Regions from separate parts of the Homo sapiens genome. Here region 1 is linked to region 2. A link is an interaction called in ENCODE POLR2A ChIA-PET data of the cell type or tissue named here. Cell type or tissue: PC-9. All regions are shown on one strand. Links, peaks and the distances in the headings refer to the core of each region. The heading gives the core; the rest is flanking DNA. Region 1 overlaps UQCC5 (ubiquinol-cytochrome c reductase complex assembly factor 5). Region 2 holds the start of SNORD136 (small nucleolar RNA, C/D box 136).

The links. ChIA-PET counts read pairs that join two places held together with the same protein. Peaks named below come from ENCODE experiments on the same cell type or tissue, not always from the same donor. Only the 100,000 strongest peaks of a DNase experiment are listed, where the experiment ranks them.
Region 1: POLR2A ChIA-PET joins it to region 2 with 10 read pairs; 10 of 35 experiments call an interaction of 5 or more read pairs at or near these places.

What each region holds. Positions count from the first base shown.
Region 1 is chr3:52,541,586-52,544,499 of GRCh38, reverse strand. UQCC5 (ubiquinol-cytochrome c reductase complex assembly factor 5) reads right to left here. Exons shown (of 2, transcript NM_001124767.2): 2 at 2,610-2,914. Among named protein-coding and RNA genes, the nearest start is that of UQCC5, 6.4 kb to the right of the region's middle. In PC-9, for the core only: no CTCF peak of the experiment used is centred there; no DNase peak of the experiment used is centred there.
Region 2 is chr3:52,686,823-52,689,736 of GRCh38, reverse strand. GNL3 (G protein nucleolar 3) reads right to left here. Exons shown (of 15, transcript NM_014366.5): 2 at 2,910-2,914; 3 at 2,354-2,491; 4 at 2,122-2,235; 5 at 1,545-1,628; 6 at 531-663. It overlaps SNORD136 (small nucleolar RNA, C/D box 136), which reads right to left and starts at 850; the gene lies at 704-850. SNORD19 (small nucleolar RNA, C/D box 19) reads right to left here and starts at 497; the gene lies at 422-497. In PC-9, for the core only: no CTCF peak of the experiment used is centred there; a DNase peak (open chromatin) is centred at 1,236; H3K4me3 peaks cover 1,188 bases; H3K27ac peaks cover 2,338 bases.

The DNA.
Region 1 (2,914 bases), core at 307-2,806, 150 kb after region 2:
TGCGCCCAGCCTACTCTGTTCCATTTTAGCCTGGAAGTATGTTAGGTCCCTGAATGAAAGTTCAGAACTAAACAAATTAATGGACTGTCCCTTTTCCCTGTTTTGGCTATTTCATGGTATTTACATCTTGCAGATAGCACATAAATGAGACAAGAAACTCCAGATTTAATACTCGTGTGAAGACTAAGCACTAACATGCTTTACTAGGAGATAAATTACTTTGGAAAACAACAGGGTCCAAGAGTGTGTGTGTGCGTATATATATATATTTTTGTTGTTGTCGTTCACGCCATTCTCCTGCCTTAGCCTCCTGAGTAGCTGGGACTACAGGCGCCCAGCACCACGCCCGGCTAATTTTTTGTGTTTTTAGTAGAGATGGGGTTTCACTGTGTTAGCCAGGATGGTCTTGATCTCCTGATGTCGTGATCCGCCTGCCTCGGCCTCCCAAAGTGCTAGGATTACAGGCGTGAGCCACCGCGCCCAGCTAAGAGTATATTTCTTTAAAGAGAGTTAATTCAGTGTGAAAAATTTAAACACACACACAAAATGGAGATTAAATATCACATCAGGGATGTAGGTAAGACTTCCAAAATAGAACTGCTAGATGAACAAAAATAACTCATTTATTCACTACTTTTTTTCTTTCTTTTTTTGGGGGGGGCTGTAATACTGTTGTACTATTATTAGGTACTTTCTCTATAAATTCAGATAATAAAGTGACACTCCAAAGCCCATATTCTTTCCCCAACACCACAGTGGAGGTAGAGTTCTAGTAATAAATGCTAATCAGGTTTTCAGCATTCTGCAATAAGTATAGTTCTTGAAATTTATTAAAATTTATGCCCTGTAGTTTACAGTTGGTGGTACTGCAATTCTTTTCACGGCTTTTTTTTTTTTTTTTTTTGGAGACAGGGTCTCACTCCATTGCCCAGGTTAGAGTGCAGTGCTGGGATCATACTTACTGCAGTCTTGATCTGGCTCAGGTGATTCTCCCACCTCAGCCTCCCAAATAGCTGGGACTACAGGTGCACACCACCAGGCCTGGCTAATTTTTTGTACTTTTTGTAGAGACAGGGTTTCACCACGTTGCCCAGGCTAGTCTTGAACTCCTGGGCTCAAGTAATCCTCCTACCTCAGCCTCCCAAAGTGCTGGGATTATAGACATGAGCCACTACTCCTGGCGCCCTTAAATAGTTCAGTGTCTGATAAGTAGGATAGAGTCATTCCTAGTAGGAGAGTTAAAAATACTTTTGAGGAAAAATTAAAAGCTTATATACCTTAGCTGGGCACAGTAGCTCATGCCTGTAATCCCAACACTTTGGGAGGCTGAGGTGGGAGCACTGCTTGAGCCCAGGATTTTGAGACCAGCCTGGTCAACACAGCAAGACCCTGTGTCTACAAAAAATTTAAAAATTAGCCAAGCATGGTAGCTAGCTAGTCCCAGCTACCTGGGAGGCTGAGGCAGGAGGATCGCTTGAGCCCAAGAGTTCAAGGCTGCAGTGAACTATAATCATGCCACTGCACTCCAGCCTGGGTGACAGTGAAACTCATCTCAAAAAAAGCTTGCACCCTAACAAATGAGTTCTCACTCACAGCATCCAAACTAATGTGCTCTGAAAACCTATCTTCCATTGAATACAATAATTGCTTTGGTAGTCTACCTGCCTAAAAGTCAGAAGTTGTCCAATCTTTTTTTTTTTTTTTTGAGACGGAGTTTCACTCTTGTTGCCCAGGCTGGAGTGCAATGGCGCGATCTCGGCTCACCGCAACCTCCGCCTCCCAGGTTCAAGCGATTCTCCTGCTTCAGCCTCCTGAGTAGCTGGGATTATAGGTGCCTGCCACCACACCCGGCTAATTTTTTTTTTTTTTTTTTTTTTTTTGAGACGGAGTCTCGCTTTGTCGCCCAGGCTGGCGTGCAGTGGCGCGATCTCGGCTCTCTGCAAGCTCTGCCTCCCGGGTTCACGCCATTCTCCTGCCTCAGCCTCCCGAGTAGCTGGGACCACAGGTGCCCGCCACCACGCCTGGCTAATTTTTTGTATTTTTAGTAGAGACGGGGTTTCATCGTATTAGCCAGGATAGTCTCGATCTCCTGACCTCGTGATTTGCCCACCTCAGCCTCCCAAAGTGCTGGGATTACAGGCGTAAGCCACCATGCCCAGCCATACACCCAGCTAATTTTATATTTTTAGTAGAGACGGGCTTTTTCCGTGTTGGTCAGGCTGGTCTCGAACTCCTGACTTCAGGTGATCCACCTGCCTCGGCCACCCAAAGTGCTGAAAGTACAGGTGTGAGCCACTGCACCCAGCCTTCTTTTTTCTTTTAATAGAGACGGAGTGTATGTTGCCCAGGCTGGCCTTGAACTCCTTGCCTCAAGCAATCCTCCTGCCTGAGCCTCCCAAAGTGCTTGGATTACAGGCTTGAGCCACCAACCCTGGCCATCATTTTCAAAGTCTGTTGTCCTTAAATAAATTAACATTCTAATGGAAAGAAGAAAAAGAAATGGAGAGGAAAGCTCTAGAGAAGGCCAACACAAAATTCAGTCTAATGGTTCTCTGTGGGGTGGAAGCAGGGGGATGGGCCAGGGAATGAACCCACAGCAGACACAAAAGTTAGCCAATGGTTTTATTAGTGTTTACTATTATTCTTTGTAAAAGGTATGACGTATTTTCTATATGTATCAAATACTAAACTCCTAAAACAAGGTGGGTTAGGGCAAACATGGAGTATGGCCATATAATTGAGAATCATACTATAGTTTTTATACAGCAGTCAAGTCACTAAAAATGGTTTATCAGGTTAGGTTTACCAGGAATCCTAGATGACACAACTGGGCATGAGAATACGATGAACCACCGTCCTCTCCCTGATGGCAGAGGTCATTACTGGCCTTTCACATTCAAGCCATCTCCCAGCT
Region 2 (2,914 bases), core at 202-2,701:
AAGTGATGTGCCCACTTCAGCCTCCCAAGCAGCCAATTGTTTCTTAACCCCAACAACAATTTTAGATCTCATTCCCATTTTCTGCTTTGTAATTCTCTGTTCTGGGTTTTCTTTTTCCTGCTGCTCAAACTCAGATGCATAATTATGCATTTCATTTAAATATTTTGTCACATACGTTCCAATTTATTTCACTCTTGAACTAATACCCGACATTGTGTAGGTGTGGGGAATTTGTCACACTGTCATCACTTCCTAGATGAAATATACTACACAATAAGCTGGGTATAGCAGCTTACACTCTTTATTTAAAAGATGGTAAATACTGAATGGCAAAAGAATAGTAGAAACCAGTTGAGTCAGTTGTAAAAGTCACCTGGCTCCCCACTGCCTAGCACTGTCTCTGGCAAAGTGCACGTACTCTGGCTTTGCTGAGATCAGAGTTGGATCTAATCAGTCTTCAGTGACTATCAGACTGTTTCCTCGTACCTCACCCATGTACACAGAAGACAAAGGGTACCCTCTTTACTCACCTGATTTATTTAATATAAGTACCAGCTTTTTCTGTCCACTCTGGACAATGGCCTCTTCTACCTGAGGACATCTGCAACCAAGAGGATCTCTGGCATCCAACACCTCTAGGACAACATCGGAGGCTTCAATCACCTATCAAGGAAAAAATGACCAGAACTACATTATCAAGGAGAAAATGATCAGAACTACATCCCTTGTTCTGGTAATACCTTCCACAAGAGAGTACTGGCATTATCCATTTAGCAACAGGGTGAGCTCAGAGTTGGATCTCATGTCTTCACTTTGGTATGAAGAATGTTGACCCTCATCATTTCTCACACAGGAAAGTAAAACATAGGCTTGCTCAGCAGTCTCTGATCAAGATGGATTTCAAAAATGCAAATATCCCTGTCTGAATCCTCCCATAGTGAATTATATAGTTTGATAGGTCCTTCTGGCCTTGCCAAAAGCTGCTGAGGGGCAGTCAGGTTCTATCCATGGGGGAGTGAGCTTGGGAAAATGGATGTTGGGGATGGGAGTGCTGGAGAGCAACTACACCAAGTTGTCCTCCTTCACTTAGGTTTCAACAGAGTACTTTAGAGACCTTTAGCCTGACACTGCTTACTCCAATGTACCTTTCTCAATCTCAACACTATGTCAACGTTTTTTTTTAATGTTGTAAATCATGCTTACAGGCAGAACCAGTTTTGTGCAAATATTTAGAACCAAAGAAACTATTTCCGTCAGGTAAACATAGCAGGAAAGGCATTAAACAGCATAAGCTAGAGTCGAGTCACGAAATGATTTGTTGGTGAAAAGGTGGGAGGAGGGAGAGGATCAGGAAAGATAACTAATGTCGTACTAGGCTTAATACCTGGGTGATGAAATAATCTGTACAGCAAACCCCTATGACGCAAGTTTACCCATATAACAAACCTGCACATGCACCCTTCATCTTAAAAGGTTAAAAAAAAAATGACTTGAGTCTTTTAAACCTCATTACTACTGTCAGACACTGACCTAGGCTAAGATACCTTTTTAAGTTCTTGGCAGTACAGCTTCTTTGAATTCTGTTTGCCCGACTTGGCTTTGTTCTCAGTTTTGCAAAGCCCAAACTCCTAGAGGATAAAGGGGGAAATAACACAAAATTAGAAGTAGAGCAACTGTAACCTCTAACTCCATTTTCCACAGCTGAGTAGCAGCCCTTGCAGTTGTTAAATAGGTAAGATGGAGTCTGAACTCAGTTGTCTTCCTCCCAAGAAGCTCAGCAGCCTGTGGATGTGCTTTTATTTCTGCATCAGAACTCATCTCTCAGCCAGGCACAACAGCCCACACCTGTAATACCAGAAACTTCGGGAGGCTGAGTTGGGTGGATCACTTGAGACCAGCCTTGGCAATATAGTGAAAGCCCGTGTCTGCTAAAAAAAATTAGCCAGGCGTGATGGTGTGCTTCTGTAGTCCCAGCTACTTGGAGACTGAGGTGGTAAGACTGCTTGAGCCTGGGTGGTCCAGGTTGCAGTGAGTTGTGATTGTGCCACTGCACTCAGGCCCAAGCAAAAAAACCAAAATCAAAACCCCTGATCTCTCATTCATAAAGAGACCTAATCATACCTTTTCCATAGGTTCCACATTTGATGGCTTAATATCAGGATTAGTTTCAAGTTTTCTTTTCTTTTCTAGTTCCTTCTGCCTGTCAAGTTTCTGCTGCTGTTTTAGTTCTTCAAGCTGTCAGAGCCATAAGGGAAATAGGTGAACCAGTGACTAGTGTTGTTACCTTACTCTGAAAAATATCACACATAACACACTACACCACTCAATGAAAATTCTGGCTAACATAACTTACCCTCTGTTTCCTTAGCTCAGCTTCCCTAAGAAGAGCCTCCTTAAAGGGAGCACTGTTTGGAACTCCTGGGTCTTTCCTAGGCTTCTTGTGACCCCGCTTTTTAGCCTCCTTTCTTAATTTTCGATGATGTTCTCGAACCTATTAAAATAAAGAGATTTTGTCTGCTTACAAAAATATCTTTATACTTAAGCAGAATTCAAGTGAGAAACCAATCTGGCTGCAATTTAGTTATGCCTATAAAATGTCCTAGGAAAATGGAGCTTTAATTGGAATCTTACAAAGTAATGCATATGTAAGTATAAAACAGCAAGAAATTGTAACTAGAAGGCTCTCTATGCAGAGATTAACATGCTGAACAAATTTAGAGACTTATCACCAAATCACTGCACTTTCTCACAGCTGCACTCCTGATGCCTAAGAGCTTGTGCCCATGGTCAGTCTATCCAATGCCATTTCCCAAAACCAAATCACATTAACCCAGACTTTCCCGCAAAGGAACAGGGCAAAATCAGTTTAGCAATGTGTTTGGTACAGCTCTCTCAAGCACTACACTTACCTTTT